Linked DNA regions of Mus musculus: regions 2, 3, 4, 5, 6 and 7 are each linked to region 1. The links are chromatin loops, found by intact Hi-C in ENCODE. Cell type or tissue: left cerebral cortex. All regions are shown on one strand.

Evidence for each region. Peaks named below come from ENCODE experiments on the same cell type or tissue, not always from the same donor. Only the 100,000 strongest peaks of a DNase experiment are listed, where the experiment ranks them.
Region 2: it touches region 1 in a loop (1.9-fold over the local background); 14 of 42 quality-filtered maps call a loop at or near these places.
Region 3: it touches region 1 in a loop (3-fold over the local background); 7 of 42 quality-filtered maps call a loop at or near these places.
Region 4: a loop joins it to region 1, with 2.3 times the contacts of the local background. A loop is called at or near these places in 19 of 42 quality-filtered maps.
Region 5: a loop joins it to region 1, with 8 times the contacts of the local background. A loop is called at or near these places in 11 of 42 quality-filtered maps.
Region 6: it touches region 1 in a loop (7-fold over the local background); 33 of 42 quality-filtered maps call a loop at or near these places.
Region 7: a loop joins it to region 1, with 3 times the contacts of the local background. A loop is called at or near these places in 13 of 42 quality-filtered maps.

What each region holds. Positions count from the first base shown.
Region 1 is chr16:45,088,113-45,092,112 of GRCm38, forward strand. No RefSeq gene overlaps it. Among named protein-coding and RNA genes, the nearest start is that of Ccdc80, 3.9 kb to the right of the region's middle. In left cerebral cortex, a CTCF peak has its summit at 2,068 (motif pointing left); DNase peaks (open chromatin) are centred at 2,075 and 2,460; H3K4me3 peaks cover 407 bases; H3K27ac peaks cover 479 bases.
Region 2 is chr16:44,482,345-44,486,344 of GRCm38, forward strand. It overlaps Cfap44 (cilia and flagella associated protein 44), which reads left to right. Exons shown (of 35, transcript NM_001033247.1): 35 at 1-84. Boc (biregional cell adhesion molecule-related/down-regulated by oncogenes (Cdon) binding protein) reads right to left here. Exons shown (of 19, transcript NM_172506.2): 19 at 2,701-3,455. The coding sequence ends at 3,268. Among named protein-coding and RNA genes, the nearest start is that of Gm30064, 46 kb to the right of the region's middle. In left cerebral cortex, a CTCF peak has its summit at 1,907 (motif pointing right); DNase peaks (open chromatin) are centred at 1,920 and 3,412.
Region 3 is chr16:45,156,556-45,160,555 of GRCm38, forward strand. It overlaps Slc35a5 (solute carrier family 35, member A5), which reads right to left and starts at 2,118. Exons shown (of 7, transcript NM_028756.4): 1 at 1,827-2,118; 2 at 906-1,091. The coding sequence starts at 1,071. It overlaps Atg3 (autophagy related 3), which reads left to right and starts at 2,274. Exons shown (of 12, transcript NM_026402.3): 1 at 2,274-2,616. The coding sequence starts at 2,545. In left cerebral cortex, a CTCF peak has its summit at 1,974; DNase peaks (open chromatin) are centred at 1,257, 1,827, 2,210 and 2,735; H3K4me3 peaks cover 2,751 bases; H3K27ac peaks cover 1,621 bases.
Region 4 is chr16:44,727,406-44,731,405 of GRCm38, forward strand. It overlaps Nepro (nucleolus and neural progenitor protein), which reads left to right. Exons shown (of 9, transcript NM_145972.4): 3 at 1,837-1,916; 4 at 2,177-2,308; 5 at 2,715-2,792; 6 at 3,927-4,000. Among named protein-coding and RNA genes, the nearest start is that of Nepro, 5.1 kb to the left of the region's middle. In left cerebral cortex, no CTCF peak of the experiment used is centred here; a DNase peak (open chromatin) is centred at 2,285.
Region 5 is chr16:44,741,272-44,745,271 of GRCm38, forward strand. It overlaps Gtpbp8 (GTP-binding protein 8 (putative)), which reads right to left. Exons shown (of 6, transcript NM_025332.3): 3 at 2,467-2,597; 4 at 1,233-1,332. Among named protein-coding and RNA genes, the nearest start is that of Gtpbp8, 3.1 kb to the right of the region's middle. In left cerebral cortex, CTCF peaks have their summits at 689 (motif pointing left) and 1,651 (motif pointing right); a DNase peak (open chromatin) is centred at 721; H3K4me3 peaks cover 829 bases.
Region 6 is chr16:44,766,524-44,770,523 of GRCm38, forward strand. The region is part of intron 1 of Cd200r1 (CD200 receptor 1); the gene reads left to right. Among named protein-coding and RNA genes, the nearest start is that of Cd200r1, 2.8 kb to the left of the region's middle. In left cerebral cortex, a CTCF peak has its summit at 1,617 (motif pointing right); DNase peaks (open chromatin) are centred at 147, 470, 1,234 and 1,625; H3K4me3 peaks cover 665 bases; H3K27ac peaks cover 452 bases.
Region 7 is chr16:44,960,200-44,964,199 of GRCm38, forward strand. All of the region lies in intron 5 of Cd200r3 (CD200 receptor 3), which reads left to right. Among named protein-coding and RNA genes, the nearest start is that of Cd200r3, 19 kb to the left of the region's middle. In left cerebral cortex, a CTCF peak has its summit at 2,277 (motif pointing right); DNase peaks (open chromatin) are centred at 2,381 and 2,817.

The DNA.
Region 1 (4,000 bases):
ATGACCATGTTTTCTTTAATTGTTATTACATACAGAAGCCTCTCTCTCTCTCTCTCTCTCTCTCTCTCACACACACACACACACACACACAACTATATAAATATAACCTTCTCAATTCACTTAGTGTTAATTGTACTTCTATGTGCTCAGAGCTGAACACTTGGTATTAGATAATCAATTAGGGGTCTCATCCTTGGGGAAGACCATCTCTACTGATCTCAGCATCCCTTGGTTGCCTAAGGGTAGTGTGCCTTGATATTCTCCCCTTTTATATCAGCATGCCTATTGGTAGTGTACTTCTTCAGGTCTTCTTTAGGCAGCCATTTCTTTTTTGAAAAAACACACCCACTGTTTTGAAGTTTAATTTAGGTGTGCAGCTTTTGGTTGATAGTTTGAGATCAATTTCAAGTGTTTATTTGCTTTGGGGTTATCTTTTCTGAGAACCTTTCTTGGCTTCCTCGGCATCCTGAGTTAATGGTCATGGTGGGGTTTCCCTTGACCTTTATATCTTTTTATTTCCCCCTTTATCTCCTCCTATACTGTGAATACCAAGAAAGGAGAGATCATTTGCACGCTGAAGAACACAATTGTGGCCTAAGAACATCTGATCGAAGTTTGAGAGTGGAAAGAGAAACCACAGCCATGTCTACTGTGTGACTATACTGTATGTACCTCAAGGTATGATCAAATAACTTTGCTAGCCTTCCTGCTGGTGATAAAGGAATCCTGGAACAGAGGAGGTGGCTTTCCTGTCCTATGACATTGATATGCCAGGTTATTTTTTTCCTCTTTGCTCCCTGTCCCATAACATTGAGTTGGGTTGTTTTCTTCACTCTTTGTTTCTTGTTTCCTTCTAAACAAATGACTTCCCAAGCGATAGAAGAGTGTTTCAAATTCAGTTCAGTGGTATCTACTGAACATTACTTTGTGCAAGAGAGCTCTCTGCAGGTGATAGAAATTCTGGGTTCTCTGGTATGTCTGAAACAGAACATTTCTATGAATATTGGCCCAGCCAGCTAGTGGCCTTTCTTTTTGTATCCACTTCTACTTTCATTAGATAACCATATCTGTCTTAGTGAGGGTTTTGTTGCTGGAAAGAGACATGACTGTGGCAACTCTTATAGAGAAAATCATTTAATTGGAGCTGGCTTACAGTTTCAGAGGTTTAATCCATTATTGTCATGGCAAGAAGCATGGGGGTATGCAGGCAGACATAGTGCTGGAGAAGGAGCTGAGAGTTCTACATCTGGATCTGCAGGCAGCAGTAAGATACCGAGACTCTTCCTCCAACAATGCCACACCTACTCCAAAATGGCTATACCTCCTGACAGTGCCACTCCCTACGAGCTTATGGGGATCATAGTCTCTCAAACCACTACAACCTCCTACCCTCATTTTTCTTAAGCAATCCACATAAACCTTTCCTTCCCTCCTGTTCAATTACTAAGCAATCAAAACCAGAGAGTTTCCCTTCACAAAATCTCCAAGCTAGCATTTACAACATTTACTCTTGATTGAGGCCTGGAAGGTGCACATCTAATTCCAGTACTTGGGAGGCAGAGGCAGACAAATCGTTGTGAGTTCAAGGCCAGTCTGGTCTGTGTATGAGTTCCAGGATACCCAGGGCTATGTAAGGAGACCCTGTCTCAAAAGACCAACCACAAAATCAAACAACCCCTCTAAATTAATCCATGTATAGTTTTCCCTCTGGCTGAGTACACACATCACCCAGCCTCAGTATCTCCTCTGGATCTGCCCACCCCTATACAAGTCTTTCTTGGGTTGCAGGAAAATGGGCTGGTCTAGATGAGAAACTGTCAAAACTAGAAATTCAGATCCTCATAAGCCACAAATCATTCTAGGTCCCCCCATAAAGGGGTAGATGTGAACTTGTTCTATAAATTGCTCTTCGTAAACGCCCACATCCCAGACATCCCTGAAGAGCTTTTCTGACGACCCAGTTAGGGTTTAGACAGCAAGATGGAAAACTGAGCAAGCAGGAGAAATCCCAGTTGGCCCCTGATTGGGGCAGACCCTGAAAGGTCTGCTCCTGCTCGTGTGTTTAGTGCGCCACCTACTGACATGGTGTCGGAGACTAGAAGGTGAGCCTGAGATCCCAGGAAGAGAAAGGCAGCTCAGGGTTGTTGTGGTCTGTGGTCGGTGGCTTCCCCTCTGGACACCCACGGCCAGCTTGCTGTTATAACTGCTCTCAACTCTACTCCCTCACGGAGCACGGGTGTCCAGTACTGTTCATATTGTTTGGGAGGGTTCATGAAATACATGAGAATTCAGGAAATAGGATGAGATATTTAAGGAACTACCGAGAAAGGCGAAAGGTAAGCTACACGATTGTTTTAGAAAGCAGAGCTCCAAGAGGATAACTTTGCTCTGGCTGAACAAATCAACGAGAGATCCTTTATGAAATCTTTATGAAAACGGGAAACACAAAGAAACTGAAAGCATATTTTAAAAAAGGAACAGTGTGGGCAGAAAATGGAAAATGAAGGCAGGCAACCTCACTGCAGGATATCACGTCTGAACTTCAGCGCCACCCCACTTAATTATTTGTGTGATAACAAGAAATGTATTGAAACATTCCAGGCCTCTGTCAAGCTATAAATTGAGGAGGGGACTCATCCTATTACCTCCCAGGTCTGTTAAATAACAGAGTCTACTAAAGTGCCAAGCCCTTGAAAATACGTAGTAAACTGATATCTGTTGTCATTAGGGGAAAAACTAGAAGAAAATGGCAACAACAAATAAGAGGAGAAGGCTCAGTAAGAGTAGTGTGAAACATATGGGGAAATAATGAAAATAACACAGAGACTCTATTACCAGGCACGAGGAACTAATGAGCTTTGCGGTTTGGATGAAATGGGATTTGTTTTTTTTTTTTTGTTTGTTTTTTTTCTTTCCATTTTTTATTAGGTATTTAGCTCATTTACATTTCCAATGCTATACCAAAAGTCCCCCATACCCACCCACCCCCACTCCCCTACCCGCCCACTCCCCCTTTTTGGCCCTGGCGTTCCCCTGTTCTGGGGCATATGAAGTTTGTGTGTCCAATGGGCCTCTCTTTCCAGTGATGGCCGACTAGGCCATCTTTTGATACATATGCAGTTAGAGTCAAGAGCTCCGGGGTACTGGTTAGTTCATAATGTTGATCCACCTATAGGGTTGCAGATCCCTTTAGCTCCTTGGCTACTTTCTCTAGCTCCTCCATTGGGAGCCCTGTGATCCATCCATTAGCTGACTGTGGGCATCCACTTCTGTGTTTGCTAGGCCCCGGCATAGTCTCACAAGAGACAGCTACATCTGGGTCCTTTCGATAAAATCTTGCTAGTGTATGCAATGGTGTCAGCGTTTGGATGCTGATTATGGGGTGGATCCCTGGATAAGGCAGTCTCTACATGGTCCACCCTTTAATCTCAGCTCCAAACTTTGTCTCTGTAACTCCTTCCAAGGGTGTTTTGTTCCCACTTCTAAGGAGGGGCATAGTGTCCACACTTCAGTCTTCATTTTTCTTGAGTTTCATGTGTTTAGGAAATTGTATCTTATATCTTGGGTATCCTAGGTTTTGGGCTAATATCCACTTATCAGTGAGTACATATTGTGTGAGTTCCTTTGTGAATGTGTTACCTCACTCAGGATGATGCCCTCCAGGTCCATCCATTTGGCTAGGAATTTCATAAATTCATTCTTTTTAATAGCTGAGTAGTACTCCATTGTGTAGATGTACCACATTTTCTGTATCCATTCCTCTGTTGAGGGGCATCTGGGTTCTTTCCAGCTTCTGGCTATTATAAATAATGCTGCTATGAACATAGTGGAGCATGGTGGGCATCATTCCTGTTTGGCATCCTGTGCACTCTAAACAATGACATAAGAGTGCTATATCCAACACCACCTACAGGAATTTCCTCAACTCTGTGCTCAGAGTTTTCTTTATGTGCAGGGAAGACGCCTGTAACTGGGAGGGATGGAGCTGGTTGTGGGATGG
Region 2 (4,000 bases), 610 kb before region 1:
GTGTCGTGTCCCTCCAGCGGTGACACTTTGATTTCCCAGGTGAATTGTTACCAGAAGCCCCTGCTATGGCAGAGGGCTGTGCTGAAGAGTCCTTACTGAGTTTCTGTACTGCACATCTGAGAACACAATCGCCAGCGATGTACAGACAGGTCTGCGCCCTTCCACACAGAGTGTCAGAGTGTATTGAACAAGGCACATCAGGTTTATTGGCTGTGATTTATGGAGTAGCCTCATTTCCCCCCACAGCTGGCTATTGGTATTTGTAGCCTTTGACTACACTCTTGATCACTAATAGTAGAGCTCAGATCACAGGTTACATTTCACACAGTAAAATGTCATCTTTGTGAGCACACGTATCTGCAAATGGATACAAAGATGCTAGAGGCCACAGAGCCTAGAGAGGCCTCAACCAGAGGCAGCAAGGGCGCTGATATGAATGCAGTCCTTTAAAACGGTTAGGCGCTATTGAGGCCAGTTGGAAGCCAAGCCCAGATGATCCAAGCCACATGATCGAGCCCAGTTAGCTATCTGGAAGCAATGCTCAGGTTTGACACTAGCAGCAGAAATGCTGGACTTTTTTTGATGCAAGGCTCAGGGCTGGGTCCAGATGGACCAATGGCAGCATCATAGTAGAAGCCTCTAGAATGCTTTGTGTGTCAGCAATCCCTGGCACATTTTCTGGGGGTCAGATGACTGGCTAAAGGCTGTTCTCTCACAGTGTTAGATACTCTTCTTTTTATGGTGTCCAGATGAAGGTCGAAGTGTATTAGGTATGTTCTTGGGCCTGTTTGGGTTTTTTCTGATATAATTCTAACACATTCATGTATCTGCATGTTCCCTGTCTACTTTGGTGAGTTGGTAGGTAGTACGGTTTTCCTTGAAAGAATATCCTAAGCCTAACCCATGGTTCATGTTGGACATGGTAGTAGTGTTTGTGCATACCAACACAGCATGAAGAGTCTGCCTCTGGATTTTTGTATTGCTCATGTAAAGGGAGGCAGATTAAGGGCAAGGCCACCTAAAAAGCAATCAGTCGCTGGGCGTGGTGGCGCACGCCTTTAATCCCAGCACTTGGGAGGCAGAGGCATTCGAGGCCAGCCTGGTCTACAAAGTGAGTTCCAGGACAGCCAGAGCTATACAGAGAAACCCTGTTGCAACAAACAAACAAACAAACAAACAAAAAAGCAATCAGTCGTTGCCTCATACGGTATGAAGTAGATTGAAGTAACTCCGTCTCTCCACTCAGCTATGCCTTTCATTGATGAAGGCAAACAGGTGCTAATCATAGCCTTCATTGCTCATTCATTCATGCGTAAAAAAGTTGCCTCAAAACTTAGCTTTAAAAACAAGTTATTGAGCTAGAGGTTAGAGGTCTGTGGGTCTCAGGATCTGGTAGCAGACTTGGGAAACAGGATCCTAGGGAGCCTGGACAACTCCCTTCAGCGTCTGACCATCCTGAAAGAGTACAGTAAGCAGGGTGTCTATACGTTGCTTTTAGTGGCGCACACCAAAACCCATTTTGACATTTACTTTAGGTCACGGAGAGGTAGAAGGCAAAATTAGGTTTTACAAAAATAAAACAAGCTTCCAACAGCCTGTCAAGTTAACTACAGCTCAGATTTGAGCTGCATTAGCAAAGACTGCAAGCATTAGCTCTGCCCATTCCTCTCCTGGAAGTGACCGCTAAAGGCTTCAGTATGTGTTTGAAATCACATATCTTACTTCTTCCCTTGCAGGATTAGACCTCACGCTCTTATAATTTCCATGTTCCTTACACTTATTTCTATAAACACGTTAAAAGCCACTACCTTCCTGAAAATCATGCTGCATTTTGAGGACAGTTCTTATTCAGATTAGCCGTCTTTGTAGAAAAACGGATGCAAGGCTACCGATGGCTAGGTGCAGTACTCCTTTCCACCAGCAGATGGCGGCCTTATCCCAGTCTACCTTAGATCCTGCTTAGCAAATTCTTGGAAAAGCAGTCTGATACAACTCTTAATAAGATTAAATGTGTCAGGCTGAATTCCAACTCCTCATTTTCCTGAAATATACAATCCCTCCCCGCACAATGAATACTCAAAATGTGTGAAGACTTGCATTAAAATGTTCAGTTTCTTATTAAGTCTTGTGCCACACATAAAAGTTTTAAGTTCGCACGCACACACGCACGAATGCACGCTCACACACTTACCCCTATGAATGATCTTTTTGTGGAACAACATTAAATAAATGTTGGCTTGAAATGAGTCAACTCCTCCAGCAATGGTAACTTTAGAATGAAAGGAACCTACTAGGGACCACGTGTTAACGGGTGGCATAGTACTAAGCTAAATGGTGTTTTGGAAGCAATAGTTGGTCTTTTAAAACACACACACACACACACACACACATCCCTACACAAGAAGAATTCACTTCATTCCTTCAATATGGCAGATGCTCACCTCCAGTCCGGCAAGAGAACAGTGAATTTGCTTCCTGTCTGTGTATTCCTTCTTGGAGTAAGCAGTTTGTAGTGTCATGTTACATGAATCCAAATTCAGCATTCATTGTTTAAAGAGACAAAAAAATATGAAAAATATTTGCGACTGTTCCCAGATTTTATCTCTGATGGGTTGGAAATCATCTCGAGCAGGGCTTTACTGCAGCCACTCAAAGACGGGACGCCGGACGTCTAAAGAAAACGCTGACTCACTCGTGACTAAGATGAAGGTTACAAGGAAGACTAAACATTTATTTAGAAGTTACAGTGTTTGTTTTTACAGAGATATGTTGCCACCGATTATTGATTCTGGGAGACTGTTAATGCTTAGAGTGCTGTACACATCTGGGGCTTTTCTCGTGACATCTTGGAAACCTGTCCTGTGCCACCAAATTGGAGTGGCTTCCAGGTGGCTCCAGTCTGCGGCATGATGGCCTTTGCTTTATCCCTGTGTTCTTCATGAACAGTGTGCTTAGGGTCCTTCCACCAAGTGGCCCGAGGGCCTCCTGGTGTCCGTGGTAGCTGCAGGTTCTGGGATCCATCTGCAGCCTGACCATCTATGATACTCATTTCCACTGGTCTCCAGTTACTCAGCTGCTTGCTTTCTGTCTTGTGCCAGAAAGGGGAGGATTCCATATCTCTCCAGAATTATAGAAACACATATACATTTATTTACAAGTGCATAAATATATAAATATGGCTATAATAGAAAAATAAATACCAATTTTTCTCTGTCAACAAACAAACAAACAAACAATATATAGTCTTTCTGGGATATTAGCTTCGGCCTAAATTGTGGGAGGTGGTGTTTCAAAGGACACATGAACTGATGGGCTAGGCGAGAACCGCATCCCACGTTCCTGTCCTGTGTAGGTCCCTGATGGATGCTGGGAACTCCAGTCTCCTCCACCCACTTGGCAGGAGTCAGAACTGTCTACTTCTTCAACTGGTACAAGACCTAAACAGCACTGGGGCCCTGTGAGGGGAAAACGTAGGCGACATTAAAATCTAGACTCACTATGCAGTCCTGCGCTACTCTCTACCTATAGCTGGTCACACTGGCCCTGGAAGGGGAGGACCCTTACAATTCATCTATGTTGGGACCAAAGGCATTAGACTTCAAAGCACTCGACTTGTAGCCATCAGCTACGTACACACAAAACACAAAGGGATGCCCGGCTCTCTCTAGCCAGGCTGTGTTCTACCTCACGATCCAACCAAACCTTGTTTTCATGACGACTGGCCTGGCTTTGGAGCTGATGGTCTTTTAGAATTTCATGTCCTAGAGACAGGGTCTAGGGTCCTCATGGCAGGAGCATGCACCCCCGGGGAAGCTAAGAAACGCCAACTCATCCTCTGAAGTACCAAGTGCCCCAACTAAGTCCTGGTGGATTTGCTAGACGTAGGTAGAGAGGGAGCTATGGGCAGGGGTAGCACCCCCCCCCCCCCCCGGCCATGAACAAGTTTTGTGGGCGTAGACAGTTACTATGGTGACGTGTGCACATGCATGGCTTCCTGGTG
Region 3 (4,000 bases), 68 kb after region 1:
AGGAAGAACCACCTTACCTTTGGGGAACAGCATTTCCTGGGCTAATATCTTAGACTAAATAAGAAAGTGAAAATGAGCTGGGTGTGACTTTTTAAAAAAAATTGAAAATATTTTTCCTGTAATATGTCAATGGATGGTAGAATTCTAGTTAGGTGGCAGAAGACTACAGTGGATGAAGTGTATTTAGCAGATCTGGGGAGTACATTTCAACTTTCTGGGATTATAGCTATCGTCAGTTTTGAGTTGCCATGTGGATGCTGGGAACTGAACCTACAGACTCGAGAAAACCAGCCAGTGTTCTTTGCTTCTGGGGTATCTCTTCTGCCCCAAGCATACTCTCTCTTCTTGCTTGATGCCTGTGGGTGCCATGTGAATAACTGCTACGAGAGCTTCCGCTACCATGACCTCTTTGCTTGGTGAACCCTACGCTCAGATAGTGAGCACAAAGAAACCCTTTCCTTAACCTGCTTTGGGCAAGTATTTTGTCAGAGCAATGAGGAAAGAAACTAATATGCTATTAAAACAGAGCCTAGGGCATGATATTAACTGAAGTCGAGACTTACATTCACAAGTAGGAGCCCAACTAGATAACTAAACAAATATATTGTATTTCCAAATAAGCTATAGTTGTATGTTTTACTAGAAATCCAGAAACACTTGTTGGGCATCTGGGTATAATCAGATGTTAGATACACTGTGCTTTACCTTGCACTTAAATGATCCAAATTTCATCCAGGGTTAAAAAAATGTTGCCAAGGAACACACAAGGTTAAAGTTTAAATTTTCAATACACTTTATCATGGACACAAAGCATAGTACTTTAAAAGGCATCACGTATAATTTATTCATAAGAACACCAGGCAAATGATTAAAAGCACCCCATACACATTTCCATTTTAACTCACCTTCATTGGCAGAGTATTTTACCAGTAAGATTCGACTTGAACTTAGAGTAATGAATATAATGCCTAGCAGGAATGTGTACAGCGTTGGTGGGCCTAACCCAGGGCGCCTGGAGCATTTTCTTTCCATTCCACGGGTTTTTAATTGCCTTAAGAAGATCACTTTCATGAGCAGCCCCGTCGGCAGACCTAAGGATTAAACACAATGCAAAGACTGAAGACTGTGAAGAATAGAAAAGGAAACCTGTAGAAGTCTGGCCACAACTACAGCAGACGGAAGACAGCCGAGGACAACAGAGAGGACTTAAAGGAAACAAACCATACTGCCAACATCTGATAGGAGAGGCAAGTCTCAAGACAGAGAGGGGATGGCCAGATTGGAAATAAGTTAGGAAATGTGTAACTGACAGTTTGGGACTGCAGAAAAGCAGTTTATTCGTATTAACTTTGGTCCACAAGGAATGAATTTTGGAATGGCCTTTCCTTTCAGAGCAGAAAAAGAGCTCACTGGGAACGATTCTTTTACAGAAGCGACCTCAGTGCAAATAGTTGAATCACAGCTAATGACTCTTAAGTGAACCAGGATGGGACCAGAAGGCTCATCTTGGGTCAGTGAGCCTAACTGGTCGGTCTTTCACGACAGATGGTCACGAAACTCCAGGCAGGGTAAATACTTGCCCAACGCGCACAGGTAGGATGGGAACATAGAGCCGTCAAGGGCCGCAGACACAGGCCCAAATCAGAGAGCAGGTGGGCACAAGCCAATGGACAGAAGGCCAATGGGTCAGCACTCCTCCCACCTCCACCAGGTTTCCCTCACTGTCAGGGAAACCCTCCCACACATGCGCAATAGGAATCGCGGGCGGCTCCCAAGCCCCTTAACACGCTCGAGCCACAACACTCAGCCCGCGAGGGCGCGGTTACCTCAGTCGCTCAGGGAAGGTTCTAGTGCAAGAACGGACATCATAGAGCCGACATAGTGACTGCCTAAGTTCGTAGTAGCAGCAGTAGGTTTTGAAGGCCCATTGGTGGGGAAACTATGAGCCGGGAGCAAAGGCGACAAAAAACAAAAAACAAAAACAAAAACAAACAAAAAACAATAAAAATCAACCCTTCTCACGCTGCCTTCCAGGGCTGGAATACAAAGCTAAGAGCCGCCCGCTAGGGAAGAGCAGCCTGAGCGGCCATTGCGCAGGCGCGCTCATTCCAGCGCTTCCGGGGGGCGGGCCGGAGGGAGCAGAGGCCGGCCGGTCCCGCCCCCGCGGGCCTCCTTTTGTCACGTGTCCTGGGAGAGTCGAGTCACGTGAGGCCTTAGGTGGCGGCGGGGCTGTTGGGAGAGTGTGAGAAGAGGAAGGGGAAGCCGGAAGGGGTGTTCAGTGGAGCTCCGGGGAAGAGAGACAGCTTGGAGAAGGCCGGGGGCTGCGCGCGCACCCGCCTCTCGCTCAGCCGGCTTGGGCCCTCTGCGGTGGCGGCCAGGTGACAGCTGGGCCGGGCCTCCGCGTGTCGCCGCCCCTCCCCCCCGGCCGGGCCGGTGCCGCTGCGAGGTTCGATGCCAGTCGGGCACGTCCGGGGCAGTTTTTGACTCCCCTGTGGCCCGGATTGCGACAGTCCCTCCGTGCCCTATCGCTGCTCCAGCCCCAGGATGCAGAATGTGATCAACACGGTGAAGGGAAAGGCTCTGGAAGTGGCCGAGTACCTGACCCCGGTCCTCAAGGTAAGCGGGGAGGGTCTGGCTTGCTCTGCCCTGGTTGCCCAAGTCCCGGTCCCCAGCGTGGACGGGGTGTAGAAGGTGGAGGGGCGAGTCGCGCGGCCGGGTGCTGCCTCTTGCCTTGGGCTCCTGGGCCAGTCCCAAGGCTTGCTGGCTTCCCCGCTTCCACTAGAGTGAAACTGGGTGCCTGCTGTCTCCACTGATCAGTGCCGCCTTGGAGTGCACGGCTAGGTGGTGCGGAGCAGAGGTACGAACGTTCTGACATCCATAGTCTTTTAAATAGGTAGACTGGGTTAACCTTTGAAAAGATGACAGCTTGGTGGCTAAACAGCATGCCACGTTTCCTTCCAAGTTTCATAGGAAGTTTTGCTTTTCGGGTGATCTAATTCCCAACTTGCTTAGGTTTCAGAGGAACATAGTAAACTGTGACATGTTAGTAACTCTGAGCCGAACTAGAGCGAAACTTGACGTTTCTCAAGCCTTTAAGGTAGCCGTAAGTGATTATTAATCTTGGACTTGAGTGATCCTACAGCAACAGTTCAGCACAGCCGATTGTATATTGTATAGATTGGAAACACTATTGACATTTTTAGGTGAAAGTTGTGATAGGTTAGCTGTTAGCACAGATTGGATTACTTGCTTTCAAAAGTAAAATTTCAGGGCTTCATTCAGAGCTTTCTTACACCTTCTAGGCTACATACGGTAACTTGATTTTGCTTTGTAAAAAGCAAGCAGTAAAAGAGAAACAGATAATTTTGCGTAGTTTTTGTTCTGTACTTAGCTTTCAGTTAGAATTTTACCAATCTTAGTGCAGGGGTGAAATCTGCTGATGGGCAGAGTAGGCTGTTCGATCTTTCCTTGGCAAGGGGGGAATGCTTTCCAATAATTATTACCAAAATACTTTTGGGCCAGGCGTTGGGGTTGCACACCTTTAATCCCAGCACTTGAGAGGTAGAGGCAGGCGGATTTCTGAGTTCAAGGCCAGCCTGGTCTACAGAGTGAGTTCCAGGACAGCCAGTGCTACACAGAGAAACCCTGTCTCGAAAAATACCAAAAAATAAAGTAAAATAAAATAAAATACTTTTGAAAAAAATACATTTTTGGATCAAGTTTGAAGAATCTGGAACAATTGCGAATGTTTCTTTTATATGTATACAGTGACAGTCATTTTAGTTAAGATTTACTCTTTTACTTAAGAATTGGAAAATAATTTCTACATTGACATCAAATGCTTCTTTTGTATGTTATACTTCCAGAATATTGTATCTGTGTAGATTCACAGTGTTTTAATAATGTACCATCAATTTAACTTTTAGTCTGAGGGAGAGATGAGCAAAACACTTCTCAATTAAATATAACATGGCTATCTTGTATAGCACTTGCATTTTGT
Region 4 (4,000 bases), 360 kb before region 1:
CATCTTTAATCTCAGCACTTGGAGACAGAGGTAGGTGGATCTCTATGAGTTTGAGACCAGTCTGGTCTATGTAGTGAGTTCCAGCACAGCCAGGGCAATGTAGAGAGACCTTGTCTCAAATGAAACAAGCAAGCAGGCAAGCAAACAAGTGTATTTTGATTCTTTCCAGTTTAACTTTCTCTATGTACAGTCTAACAGTGCCTTTGCCTAGTTCAAAAGTAAACTAATTTAAACCCTAAAATCTTAAAAAAGAAAACAGTTGTGGTTTAGGGTTGTGGTTTACTCCTTTGGAGTCATAATCTAATCAGCAGTGTGCTGGTGTAAGTGGGTTTATGGTAAGTTGTGGTGTAGAATGGTTTCATGTACATTTTAGATTAAGAAAACACTGTGACTTTGAGCTCCAGGACTGTAACATGGCAGAGAGCTGCTGAAGCTGGCTTCTGCATGTACCGTTCATGTGGCCACTTAGGTAACGCTGCAGGTACCTTTAAAAGCTCAGCATGCTGGGCGCTGTGTGACACAGCCATCTTTCCAGTGTTTACTTATTTTTCTCAAAGTTCTCTGTTGGCAGTGCGTTGGATCTACAGCTATGAAAAAGACAGAGTTTCTCACTATACAGACATACTCTTTCTGGTTAGCTAGACTCCTACTGCTTAAGGCCCAAGAGATGAAGATTCCCTTGTCAAAGAGGATCATGGTCTTTCCCTAAATTTTCTTCTAGGGCAGCTTTTACCTAGGTTTTTGAATCCAGGATCAAACTTATTTACTAGCTTCCTTGCTGATGTTCCTCCCCTTCCTCCCTTCCCCGCCCCCAAATCATATTTTACTCACTATTTTCCAAGTGTTACTGTCTTGGGCTGTTAATAACTATCTGAAAAGATGGTGTCCAGACTTGGACATTAAAAAGCCAGCCCCAGTGAATTTAAGGACCGAGCTATGCTGAGGTAGAGCCCATAAGTGTGACTAGTTTTCAGCAGTATATATGTAGCTCTGAAAATATAACAGCTCTGACCAGGATCAATTCCCATAATCCTTTGCCATGTTGGTGCAGTCCAGGGAGCACCTATGGTGGGCGTTCCTGACAGCTAGAGAATTCATACAGGTTTTTGTATTCTACATGGATTTCTCCCCCCCCCCCCCACAAGAACCTACTAACCCGTTCTAATAACTGGATCACACTCGTGAACAAAACGGACAAGTTCTCTTCTCGATGGGGAGTTTATAGTATAGTTTGGAGAAAAGGGCAGACAGCCGGCCAGCCAGTCAATAACTGGTATACCAACTGGTAAGAAGTGCTATAGGGAAAAGCAGAGAAGGGGGGATTGCAGTGTTAAATAAAGCATATCCATTTCAGCATGTAGTTAAGTACTTGATCTGTCTACCTATCTTTATTACTATAAACTGGAGTGTATCATATACTTATTGCCTAGCATATCTTGCACATAGTAGGTGTTCATTGTAGTTACTCTGACTAAGTCACTTTCTTCATTTTTGGTGCTTATAGACTGTTGAAACTGAGTTAAGAATTTGCTTTCTTGTTTTATTAGGCTCCCAGCTATAAATGTGCTCCCTCAACAAATTAGAATGTTGAGACTTACATTCATTTTGGTCACTTTACAGCATCAAGTACATTTGGCATGTAGTAACTTTCTTGAATTGAGAAATTTGTTGGGTTGGTGAAATTGTTTTGGGATTTGGGTTTCCTTGGCCTTAAATGGGAAGGCCTTATGTGGCTATTTCCATACCATGAAATGCTTTGCTTCTTTGCACTCTTGGTCGTATCTGTGAGACTGCTGTATGTACACATACTAATTTGAGCTGTGTTTCCTCCTTCAGGTAGAACAGTGCTTAAAGCGTTTGAAACATATGAATTTGGAGGGCTCAATTGAAGACCTGTCACAGTTGTTGTCTGCCAAGTAGGTGGTCCATTGCTCTGTCTGGAGCACCCTTTGGTATTCTCTGCTTGGTGGTGAAATATAATCAGCTATGCAAAGATGTACATGTTGCGTGTTAATGAGGGGAGCCTGTTGACTGATGGGAGGGACTGGTGGGACACTGAAATGGGACTCATAGGTTGCAGTGAAAGAACAGTGGGCATAGCCACCTCAGGCTGCATACTGCTGCAGAGATGCTGTGTTTGGAAAATGACAGTCACGTTCTTTCTGTGTATGTCAAGTGCAACTCAGCCTGGAGCTACAGAAAACCGCGTCGTCCCCAGCCAGCCGGTGGTGGAGGTGGTGCTGATGAAGGTTTTGGGAGGCTGCAAGTTGTTACTGCGCTTGCTGGACTGCTGCTGCAAGGCATTTCTGTATCCTTGACTACAGGACGCCTTCTCTTGACTGGAAGCTGTTTGGGTCTATTTGGCTTCTGTTCAAATGCTGTGTTCTTAAGGCACTGTAACCTGTGGGGATTCTCAACACTTTGCCTTTTGGCTCCTCTTCCAGCAATTGCTGTTGTGGCTGGGGCCAGGGACTCTGTGTCTCTACCTAGCAAGTACTCCAAGAGCTTGGTCTTTAGAAATTCTTACTCCCAGAAACTAACTAACAATAGGAGCTCTAGTAGAATAGATAGTTTTGCTTTTAGTGTAATGTGACTTTATTGCCATGTTAGGGCTTTAATATCTTCAAAACTTTCTTATAAATTCTTTCCTAATTGTAACTTACAAATCTTAAATTCCCTTGGTTTTATTTTTTCCACCTTAACATATTCCTCAGGTTGACTGTGAAGCACTTAGGGCTAAAGGAATTCATTATTTTGAACCTTGTGATGGTTGGACTGGTGAGCAGGCTATGGTACGTTCACATTCTGCATTCTGTTTCATCTTTATCCAACACAAGTTTCTTGTTAGAGTTCACACAGTTTCGTTTCACACTCTTGCCCTGGGATCTGAAGGTGCAGCCTTCCCTTTCTTCCCATGACAGTTGATTTTCACATTGTTAGCTGGATAGTTATGTCAGAGGGCTTTTCTTCTGAAACCTTCACCTTGACTCTGAGTAGCTCAGAAAGTGATTTTCTAGGACCTAGGAACTATAATAATAGTAAATAATAATAATAATGATAACAACAACAAATAATGTTGGCAGTAGTAATATTGCAGTAGGCTTTTGAAAAAGCTGCTGTTCCTGGGCTGGCCATATCTTGGTTCTTTCTGACAACTGGTTGTTAATTTGAATAGAACTTAGAAATACAATTTGACCTTCCTTGCATGCTCTAGACTTCTTTTCTGCCTGACACACTGCTGCTTTTGAGCCATATTTGGTTGATAGAATTAACACGTGTAATATTTATAAACTAAAAAAAAAAGGCATTTCCGTGTGTGTGTTTGTGCATAAAGTGGTTTGATGGATAAGTAGGCACAGAATTGGATCATTAGTTCTGATTTGAGTGTAGCAAAACTGTCAAACAACAGAGACACACCCTTTTTTTTTTTTTAACATCTGGACCAAAGTTTGCCCTCCCTCCTTTCCTCCTTCCCACTCCTAGGCCCCTATCCACTCCTCAAAAAAGGGCAGGCCTCCATGGCTATCAGCCATCCATGACATATCCAGTTGCAGTAAGACTAGGTACCTCCTTCCTGTTAAGGCCAGACCAGGCAACCCAGTAGGAGGAAACGGTCCCAATAAGGCAACCGTCAGAGACAGTCCCAGCTTCCACTGTTAAGTCTCCAACTGTAGCATATGCGCAGAGGGCCTAGGTCAGTCCCGTGTAGGCTCCTGGTTGGCATTCAGTCTCTGAGCCCCTATGAGCCCAGGTTAGTTGATTCTGTGGGTTTTCATGTGGTGTCCTTCAGCTCTCTGGCTCCTGCAGTTCTTCCTCTACATCTGTTTCCATTAGTTTATTCTGCTTATTCTTAGAAGTAGTAGCATTTGAAATTACTAAATATATATGTACATATATAAATATAAAGAGCTTCTGTTTCTTTCTAGGGTTCTCCATAAAGGACTTTTGAGAAGGCTCATTTCCTTATATGAGCCATTACTCAGCTTGCGTCAGGAGATCT
Region 5 (4,000 bases), 350 kb before region 1:
CTGGAAGTATTACAAAGCAAAATTAATGTGGATACTAACCTACCAATCTGAATTTTAGTGTGGCGTTATTTTATGCTAGTAGGGGAAAAAAAAAACAAACCTGAGATATTCCTGAAATAAAATTTTAAAGATAGTTTTTAAATTTTATTTTTATTTCATGTGCATTGGTATTTTGCCTGCATGAATGTCTGTGTGAGAGTGTCGGATTGCCTGGAACCGGAGGTATAAGCTGTCATATGGGGCTGGAATTGATCCAGGGTTCCCCAGGAAAACAGCTACTGCACTTAGTTACTAAGCCATCACTCCAGCCCAGATTTTTTTTTCCTAAGAATATTAAAATTCTACTTGTGTGTACTGTGCTTGAATCTTCTACATTCTTTGAACATTTTTGTTTTGCAAAAGTTCTGCTGTAGAAATGTTGGTTGCATGGGCTGCTGTTCAGAGTTAACAGAGCAAATGTTTGTGTTGCTATGAAAACATCATGGATGTAAGGACATTTAAGAACACTAAATGAACAGCTAAAAAACTGTGACTGTCACTTTAGAAGCTCGGGGTGGAGGGATGGCTCAGGCGTGTTAAGAGCACACACTCCTTCAGAGGCCCTGAGTAGTTCAGTTTCCATCACCCAGTGGGTGGCTCACAACCTCCTGTAACTCTAGCTTCAGAGAAACCTGCTCCCTCTCCTGGCCTTCACAGGTTTCCCACACATGTGGCATATGCAGATGCACATGTACATACACACACTCCATACATTTAAAAGCTTAAAACTGAAAGGAAGCAAATATGAAAATGTCACAGAACTTATATGTGTGTGATGTATGCTTGTGTGTATAAGTGCGCTTGTGTGTACACGTACATGTGTCAGCCTGTGGAGGCCAGAGGAGGACGTGTGTCTATTCTATCACTTGGCTTTTTCCTTTGAGCCTGGGCCCCTCACTGAACCTGGAGCTAAGTTGGTAGCCAGCAAGCCGAGTGGTCTTCTTGTCTCCAGCATCTATAACACTGGGGTGACAGGCATATACACAGTCACACAGCTCTTTATGTGGGTGCTATGGATTAGAACTTATGGCCTCATGCTGTGTAGCAAGCATTCTTACCCATGGGCCCATCGCCCCAGCCACTCTGTTACCTTCTGAGGAAATACCTGCTTATTACTAACAAGCATATTTGCATATTCAAATGCATATTAAACTGATTTCTAACTCCCACCATGAGTCTAAGGAAGCACTTACCACATAAGGCAATGCAAATTCTTCACACATTTCTATGGCAATATTGTCTAATTTTGTAATTCCAACAACACTATCCACTAATAAAAATGTCCTCTTCAAACTGTAAGAATAGAAAGAAAGTTAATGGCAATGCAGGATATAGTCATTCATCTGTCTCTCTCATACTAGGAACTTCATCCTGTAGTCTAGTAGGACTCAATGCAGTTGCTGTACTCCAATAACTAAATTTGTCAAATACCAGTTTATTTCAATAAGAACATATTAAACCGAGACTTGACACAAGTATAAATGAGACCTCCTCCTGTAAGACCTTACAATATCTAATGGAAAAAGGAGACAATATCAAATTATTATATTTTTTTAAAGATTTGTTTATTTTGTTTATATGAGTACACTGTAGCTGTCTTCAGACATACCAGAAGAGGGCATCAGATCCCATTACACATATTTGTGAGCCACCATATGGTTGCTGGTAATTGAACTCAAGACCTCTAGAAGAGCAGTCAGCACTCTTATCTGCTGAGCCATCTTTCTGGCCCAAATTATTATAATTTTTAATATTAGTTTAATTTTGCATCATTTATATGTAAAGCTGTAAATAAAATGTTTATATAGACACACATATTTTTATATATTACATATATAGTTTTTCAAATTAGTGATGCTGAGTTCAAATCCAGAGCTTTTTAACAAGTTAGGCAAGTACTCTATTACTGAGCTATATCCCTAGTCCTTTTTTTATGATTACTTTTTTACACTTCAGAAGCCTAACATTATTTTCCTCTAGGTTGTGTGTTTTTGAAACATGTTATTGCTTGATTATGTATGGAGACCAAAGAATATATATAACATTTTTCAGAGTCTGTGATGATTGAATGGACAGAGTTTACTGAATTTTATTTAAATCAATTAGCTAACAATTTTCATTTTCCAAATTAGCCAGCTAAGAGCTTGTTTTTTTTTTAAAAAAAAAAATGGATGAACTAGCTGTGGAATACTATTTATAGTTTCAGCTTGATAAAATAAATGAAGTTAAGACTCCGTTGAGCTAGGCAGAAGCTAAAAAGGCAGTGTATACCCTGGTTCTCAATATTCTAGAGTTATACAAGGATGAAGCGCACCTACAAGTAAGGCGTTTAGTATCTGCAGTGTCTGTCATGTTAGAATCACCTTGACCTTTTAAGGTGCTTTGGGGTCAAATGTCTAACAATGGTAAGAAAAAGAATGTCCTTACTTATTTCGTTCCTTTAGGTAAGTCTCTACCATGTCAACGAAGTCTTCGGGTGCTCTATAGCCATACCCTGGCATGTCCACCAATGTAAAATGTTTTCCAACTTTGAAAAAATTCATTTTCTTTGTGTGCCCCTGATAGAGTAAATGGAAAAAAAAAGCTGGCTTAAAATATATCCTTTATTTCATGCCTAGAAATGTTCATGAACCTAAGTATTCAATCAACAAATACTTATTAAAAGTTGAAGTATATATTCTGAACTACTGTAAATACAAGGGGGAAAAAAGGTGGAGAGAAGTAGCCACCAATGATTAAATCATAATTAAATCTTTTCAATTTTTCAAAAAATATGCTTAGCTTAAAAACTTTACATTTCATATTAGAAATACACAGACAAAATATTTTAGGATCTTTCCTATTTTGCTGTCTGTGAAAACCACCCAGATTAAGGCTGTGTTTGCCATCAGCCAATTCTCTGATGAGCAATGTATACAGAGGAATAACTTAAAAGTGCTGATCAAACATTTATTCTATCACAAAGATTCTTATAACACCCAGATCCGAAGTCTGACATTCATCCTCTGCAGACTAGTGTTTCTGTAAACCAAGATGTTTTTGCATGTGCAGTTTAGTGTCCTCATAAATAATTTTTAAAGAATGTACAACCCCACAATTACAACAGTGAAGTTAAAATTGATGCAAAGATAACACAATGTGGCTACTTGCGCTTTTGCATTCATGAAACACGTAGGAATCAGAAAAGGAAAGACAAACTAGAGTCAATTGTTTGGTATAAAATATCAAAGGAGAGGGCTTTTCGTAAGCGATGATTAAGTTCTTGGTTAGCGTCTTTGTCTGTTAGAAAGTGTTTTTAGAGTTGTGTATTTGAGAATGAAAAGAATACACCTTCTCTATCATTCTCTTATACAAGAGTGGGATTCGTTCTGTCTAGAATTCACCGTTTAGCTGGCTTCTGTGGTGAGGAGGAAGAGTGGTGAAGGATGGAATCCCTGTGATGAAACCAGAGACGCTACTCCATGAAGTGGGAAGGAGAAAGCTAGCTTCATGAAAGGGCTTAAACTTTCGCGGGTGAAACAGTGAGGGTCACAGCTGGTGGAAGTGTTTTGTCAGATGGACACTAAGGTAAGTGGGGCCAGCGGTGAGATTTCGGAAAAGGTTCTTTTAGGTACCAGTTGGCTGCATCAATGAAAAGGAAGGAGAAGAAGGAGAGGATAGCAGAAGGGCAGAAGATCAGAGCTATCTGTGAAGAAAGGCACAGAGTGGCCTTGGGTAAAAGAATACACACATCTGGAATATACACAAGAATATAGAGGACAAAGCAACTTAAACCCTTTTTTCCCTACAACCAATGTAGAACTAGACATTCATTATTATAGAAGAAAACAGCAATAAAATACTTAACTTTGTCAACTAAGGAAAAATTTAGAACAACAATGCTTTCCTTTAGATATTGGCAAGACTACTAAAATCAATTCAGCTATACTTTTGTTTTTCTCAGAGAATATACAGACATTAA
Region 6 (4,000 bases), 320 kb before region 1:
CATACAGTTACACTGGTGTATCTGTGATGTATATTTGCCTTTATCTTGAAGATATGTGGGCTACAGGAGTCACTTTCTGAATCAGGAGGTGCACGCCTCAATGTCTGCAGTTTTGTAGGAGTTCAATAGAATTTGGGGCTACCGTGCGGGTGTCCTGATTTCACTGTAGAAGGGTGGTGGGAGTTCGTGTAGGAGGCTTTTTCATGTTTCACTTTTAGTAGCTGCAGTAGCTACGAGGGAACAACAGACTTAGCTCTGAAATGTATAGTTTAACAATTTAAAGGAGACACGGTATTTCTTTCCTTTCACCAGAATTCCTTTAAAAATCACATTTTGGTCTATCTTCCAGAAAGAGAACATCACATGATAGTCTTACTGGTGAGCACACGTAAGATAACTATGATCCACCACTGCACCCTTCTGCTGAGAATTTTCAGTTATCTGTTCTTTTTGATGTGCATAGCAAGCCATTGAGGTCAGGATGGAAGAAAGCTCCGTTTCACATAGCTAGAACCTAAGCTTAGGGCGGTGAAGTGCTTTGTCCGCAGTACTTATTTCCATAAGCACCACAAAACATTGGAGTGTGCAGTTTACCCGGATTGCTTTTCACTGAGAGGCACCCATTGTAGCACAGCTGAAAACGCTAAGCTAATTATTTGTTTATAATTTGAAGGGGGGGGGAGTGTCCTGAGTCTTTCAGTAGTTGGGCTTCTCTAGAAAGCCTTTAAAGTCTGTGCAGGATCAATTTGACAGGGAAAGCCCAGTCAGGTTGTGTCAGGTTGTGTATTAGTAGATCAGACAAAAAAGCAACAAAATGGAAACATAGCAGAGTTTGAATTTTGAAAGCTGAAAGGTCCTCCCCCCCCCACCCCCCCTCCCCCAGATAGGGGTTCTCTGTATAGCCCTGGCTGTCCTGGAACTCACTTTGTAGACCAGGCTGGCCTTGAACTCAGAAACCCACCTGCCTCTGCCTTCCAAGTGCTGGGATTAAAGGCGTGCATTGGAGACACTACGTTCTCCAAGTCTCTGAAATCCAAGCTGGCATCAGAAAATCATCAAACGTTTAGAATGCCAATCAGTAAATTACTTCTTTATACACATGCTTTGACATGACAAGTTCACCAAGAATGACTTAGGATTGTGAGTTGAAAGCCAGCCAGGGCTGAGACTTTATGGCTTCGCTTAGTGCTGCTGCCGACAGGAGTAGCTCCCTCTGTGTAAGATCCATTCGCACAGGAGAGAGGGCAGGGCATCAGGGTGAGTGATAGATAGAATGCTCTTGTTTTGCCTATTTACTTTTAAATTTTACTTTAAACTTCAAACCCTGTGGTGTTTATTTAATAAAGCACCCGAGGGGAAGTTAACAAGAATCTAATCTTGTGCGTGGCTGAACGACCTCCATGTTCACAGACTGTGGCTTTTCTTTCTCCTTATTTTGTCCCATTGTCTTCAAAGTTCTTATGTTCAAATTATAGTTTCATGTCCTGATTGAGATCACCCCACCTTTTATTGAAGTTGCTGGTTTTGCCAATATGAGTTGCTAACAAGAAAAAGGAACCAACAATCCTCTACTGTTTTCTTCCCTAAAAGAATTTTGACTCATTTTCCTTGCCTTCCACTAGGGGGCAGGTACCAACAGGAGGAGACACACTGAGCCCTATAGAGATTAAATGCCACATCAGAAAAGCAAGGAACAGGCCTCATCGATTTAACCCCTTTCTTCCTTTTTAAAGTTTGTGCTAACTATACATTTGCCAGTTAGCATAACACATAGGTGTGTTTTCCTTTGGACATTAATGTTCAAGATTCTGGCGAATAAGAATACTAAGAGGTGTGTGTGTGTGTGTGTGTGTGTCTCATGTGCAAGAATGCTGACTAAAAGTTCCCAGCAATCTAAATGAGGGAGATGAAAAAAAAAAGAAATCCTTAAGGAACATTGTAAGTCAGAAAATATTGAAGTAAAAAATGTGAGGAATATTAAAACCATAGTGTGTTGAGAATGTTAGTTTTTTTGGGGGGGTGTTTGAGACAGAGTGTTATAGAAGAGTGGGCCCTGACCCACATGTTTTGGCAGACAGATAAAGAAGATAGATAGAGAAGGAAACTGGGAGGCAGGGTGTGTCACCGAACAGAGAGACCCGGAGGTTCTGTGAGACAATGAGATCCAGCTTGCACGAACAATGTGCTAAATAATAATAATAATAATAATAATAATAATAATAATAATATAATAAAGGATGAGGCTGCTTTCTGAGGCTCGTTAACAGGGAGAGAATATGGATATTGTGCAGTTGATGGTGAGGCCGTCTATTAGCTTGTAAGGAGAAGCAATAATCTCAGGCAGTAGTTTTGGAGAATGTGACAGAGGGATCCTGTTGATTGGCAGTCACACTTTGGAAAGCTTGAATTAGGAGTTGAAGTAGTAGAAGGTTCTGTGCTATGGCATTCGTGGCTGCGAAGGGAACTGTAGAGGAAGGACATGAAGGATGGACATGCCTATCCACCCTGGGGAGAACAGAAAGATCTAGAGTTTGCGCACCATATAGAAAGCAGATGTTCCCTCAAAGGCAAGACAGACGGGCAAATGAGAGATGAAGCACTAGAAATGTTTGTCTTCAGTCTGGGGAGCCATAACTATCTCTGTGTAACAGCGAGCAAGTTCTAGGAAGAGATGGGAAAGGAGACAATATCACCTACAGGGACTATGCTTAGCCTTAACTAGAAGGAAAGAAATGTTCTGAGCTTGAGAAATTAGTTGATACAGATCTTAGATTAGGTGAGGCCAGCTCAAAATGGCTAGAACAAGGTGGAATCAATGAAGGTACTCACTGTGATAAACTAACTTCTCAGTATGACCAGGTGAATGTAAGCTGATGTTGCTACCCAACAAAGCCATCCAGTGATCATCTGACTTTCTATTGTGACTGAAGAATTAATCTATGCAGTCGTTAAAATGTTATCAGTGCACAGCGAGCTTTTGTGTCCTCTCCCTTGATTTGCTAGCTCCTGACTGGGTCTAGAGAGCAGGCCGGAGGGTGTCATGTAGCTTTGGACTGAGTGATGCTAATACTCCCTAAGAAGCAGTCAACATCCATCACATTAAGAAACAATAGATATCACAAATACATGAAGTTTTTATGAGAGTTGACTATGATCTACTCATTTCATTCTTCCCCAAGAACTGATGTCATTCATGCGTTGACGCTAAGCAAAGATTTCAAGGTTTTCATACCTAAAATTTAGATGCCTTGCATGTCTGAAAAGCTAGGCTCCATTTGTTCTGAGAACACAATCTTGTGTGTGTTTAGGGGAAGTGCCCTAGAGAAGTGCCAGCACGGAGACACAACTGGCAGTTCTTCCATTTAGGAAGAAGCGATTTTCTTTAAGCATCTCTGCTGCTCTGAACTGTTGATGCTGTGGTCATCAGCACTTAGTGTGGTGTGGAGTCAGACTTAGATTGGGGTTTTGTGTACAGACATTCCTGCATCTCGGTCACCACTGTCATTGGGCACAGTGGGGAGCCGAGTAAGCTGGAGTTTTGAGAGATTTCACTGATCAGAACACTGGTCATTTATATCTCTGCCATATTCAGTTGTTAGGTGGGCGGCCTGGGGAAGGGCTTGATCTTCAGCAAAGAAACCAAACCGTCCTTTGAAGTCTCTGAAAAATGAAGGCTGTCTACTTACTGCTCTCAGTCATAGGAGCAAGGGCTATCCCTGGCGGGGATTCTGGGAGGCACATTCTTGATACATGCTAGAGTTGCTGCCTCCTATGTTCTGCATCCCTTCATGAAATTCTGAGCCTCTATCTGGTATTATTCTCCAAATCAGTTCTATCACTTTAGTTTTTATTTTACTTTTAGCGGTTAAGAAGTTCTCCCAGTTTTCTTTTATATGAAGAGTTAACTATTTATGTCTGAAATATTTATTTTACTTTCATTACCAAAGCATATATTTGCTGGGGATGTGTAGAATTATGGGTTGATATTGATCTCCCCTCC
Region 7 (4,000 bases), 130 kb before region 1:
TGCAGCTAGAGTCAAGAGCTCCGGGGTACTGGTTAGTTCATAATGTTGTTCCACCTATAGGGTTGCAGATCCCTTTAGCTCCTTAAGCCCAGACTTTCATCTCTCTGTTGAGGCCAGCTGAAGGATCCAAATGTCATCTTTCTCTTAGACACTTGAGCAAACACAATCAAAGATGATCAGACATGAGCCTGTGCTGATCTTAGACAAATGAACAGTCATTGCCATACATTTCCTCTGGTTGGTTATCATGTAGCACATTTGTGGCATTAAGTAACCCCTACATTGGTCAATAACATATCTCCAATTTTGTAAAGATAGATATAGATAGTAGCCTACATCTATTCAGTTTACCGTGCATCTTATGACCCTGATCATTTGCTCTGGCAATGAGATGTGTGATATTTTTAGGACAACCCTCTAAAGAAAAGGAGGGATTTTCTTTTGCTTTCTAAGCTATCTGTGGGACTGCAGTACTGATGTGGTGCCTTGAGGTCCCAGAGCTAACATGAGCAATGGATGACACTGAAGATGGCAGCTCTTAAGTGAAATGAAAAAGAGGAACAATGGAAGGACTTGGGCCTGATGACCATAGAGTTGTCCCACCAGTTGTAGACCATATATTATCTGTTGTCTTGATGTGATAGATAATAAACTATGTTTTTCATGCCACTGCTGCTTTTTTACTTTGCACATAGCTGGGTTTAATTCTAGTTGAAACCAATACTTACCTGGTCAATTGGAAAGTTTACTATCATAAAACTTGATTGTGTTCTACTCATGTACATGGTATCAATTATTCCTGTTCTCCCCTTAAAGGTAATGAAAGAGATAGGAATAATGGATTAGACAGTGACCTCCAGGTTAATATTAGGACAATTGTTGCTTATGTAGGGGTAAGGTGGGCTTGTGATGGGAAAGCATTGAAATATGAGGATGTGAAAAGATGATCCTGTAGTTTAATGATCCCTAGATGTTGCAATCATGCCTGTGCTGCAGGATTGGGGGGAATAAACAGAACCATGGGCTTCCAGAAAGGATGTGAGTAGGAGGGACAAAGGAATTGAAACCAAACTAGACTCCTTCACTTGTCAAAATGACAAATGTTACTTCTCTACTCATCTCCCACTCCCACTGCTATGGTTTTTGATGTGGTGTTAGAACAAAAGAGTAAACCACTATGCAGCTGCCTTGTCCAAGCCCCCACCTTCCCTTCTCTACACAGATGTGAAATAGTTCCCTCTTTGAACACACATGCACATATCTGCACATATATCTGTATATGTGCACACTCATGTATGTTTCTATATTGTGATGCCTCCATGCCAGAACATGTTTATTTCTTTCCACAATACCAGATTTTACTAAATAACATTGGTAGCAGTTTGCCAGGTAGTACCAATTCCCTTGATAACTGACTAAGGCAACCCAATTTATTTTGTTCCAATCTTAACTACTAATATTGACTCTCAGACCATACTTTATATATCATACAGAAAATATATCTATTTTCTATATATTTATGCATCTATATGTATTTATCTGTTTTTATCATCTAGCTACTTATCATCCATTATCTACCTATATAGGTTACAGAATGTGTTTAAAAGGAATAAAAATCTTCAGCAGGCTTTAAGAAATTACAAAGAAGTCTAGTTGACAAGCACAAACGAAAACAAATAGGGATGTCAGAAGATTCTTCAGGGAGAGGAAGTGTCCAGTAACTAACCATTGAAAGCCTGTTGGAGATGCTGCTGTGGCTGCTGTAGGATCAAGTAGTAGAGACAGACCTCAGATGCCTGAGTGGAGCAATCTAAGCAAGGTGCAGGTACAGACCAGGGAGGCAGTAGAGGCCAGAGGTCAAGAGAGATGAATGGATGAACTGATGACAATTAGAATGAACCACATCAGCACTGAGAAACAAGCCAACATGACACCCCGGGCACAGTCAGAAATTATCTGCTTGTTGGTCCCTTGACTCACACCCAGGGTGGTCAGATGACAGGTTGGTGAGGCTGCTATCATCACAACACATTAGGTGTTCTCCTTATGTGGTCCAGGTGAGGATGTATTAACTCTTCCTCAGTCTGGTCCTTGGGCCTGGCTTTCCTGGTGTTACTTTAATATACTTATATGGTCTCAATTGGCTTTGATAAATGTATTGGGTGGTTCTGCTCTTTCCTTTGGGAATAAGTAGGGTAGTCTGATCACAACACAATAATTACACCCAAAAATCAATATGGTCTCCAATGGGACCATATTGGGAGCAAACCACAGTTGAGAACCACTAGATGGTGCTTCGACTTAATCCTTTTGAACATCTTGAAGCAAACCAAAATCAGCATAGCCTCAGACAAAGTAACCCCGCTTTTCCTTAAATTTCCCCTCCATACAAGCCTATATCTTGTTAACTCTAGCTTTTCTTGGGAGGTGTTTGGAATAGTTACAAAAAGAGGCAGAGCTAAACTTCTGCTTTAAGGAGAAAAAGATCTTCTCAGTTCCTAAATGTGTACTGCTGTTTTCACTTAACTTTAGTAGAAACATTTTGCTCACCAAATAAGCTTCAAGGGGATTGTCATAGGTGAGAGAAGGAAGGTCACTACACTGTCTTCATGGTGAAGCCAAGGTTAGTACTCATTTCTTCCCTGTCAGTGTCAATGGCTTCAGATAAAATTAGCTTTTCTTTTCTCCACTTCCTAGGCCCTCCCACATCATATCTAGAGGCACACATGGTATTCTAATGCTGGCAGGAAGCTTCAGATAAATTAGGTCAACTTCCCTTTTTTCTAAAAGAGGAAACCAAGACTCTCAGATTCGGTGGTCATGGGGTGTCACTAAGAAGTCAGAGGCCCTGCTTTACTTCTCCCCAAGAGAAGGGAGATACTTTCTAAGGCCAAGCCAGACAAGAGGAAGAGTTTGGTCAGCTCTATTTTAGATCACATCTTGCTCATGCGGCCCCAAAGCCCCCACCTCCCTCACCTCTCTTGTCTGACTGGCCAAGTTCAAGTGATAGCTCTTTATCTAATTCATGGAAAAGAAGATGTTAAGATACTTATACTGATTAGATCTTGTGTAGAGCTGGGCAGAGCTGGGCAGAGCTGGGCAGAGCTGGGCAGAGCTGGGCAGAGCTGGACAGAGCTGGGCTTAGGATCTATCCTTTACCAGGCATGAGTCCTTATGAGAGAGAAGCCTGAGAAGACCTGGTATACTGTGAAAAAGACAGAACTAGAGGACATGCATGAGTCCTTGCTAATGAAGAGGAAGACAGTAAAACTGAGTTAAAAGATGCATAAAAATCAGACAGTAGGCAAGGTCGGGGAAGATAGGCATAGCAAGAAGAGGGGATGGGCTGTGAGGGTCAGGGTAGGGTCTTCATCAGGGTGATGGAAGCTGTGTTGTTTACTCACATACAGCTTTTGTTTCTTTTATTGGCTATTTTCTTTATTTACATTTCAAATGCTTTCTCCTTTCCAGGTCTCCCCTTCGGAAATCCCCCATCCCACCCTTGCCCCCGTTCCCCTGCCACTATGAGGGTACTTCCTCACCCACACTCCTGCCTTCCCACCCTGGCATTCCACTACACTGGGGCATCGAACCCCCTCAGGCCCAAGAGCCGCTCCTCCCACTAATGTCCAACAAGGCCATCCTCTGCCACCTATGAGGCCTGAGTCATGGGTCCCTCCATGTGTACTCTTTAGTTGTTGGTCCACTCCCCAAGAGCTCTGGGACTTCTGGCCAGTTGACACTGTTGCCCCCACCATGGGGCTTCAAACCCCCTCAGCTCCTTCAGTCCCTTCTCCAACTCCTCCACCAGGGACCCTGTGCTCAGCTCAATGGTTGGCTTGGAGCATCTGCCTCTGATTTTGTCAGGCTCAGGAAGAGCCTCTCAGGAGACAGCCATATCAGGCTCCTGTCAGCAAGCACTTCCCAGCATCCACAATAGTGTCTAGGTTTGCAACTGTATATGGGAGGGATCCCCAGGCAGAGCAGTCTCTGGATGGCC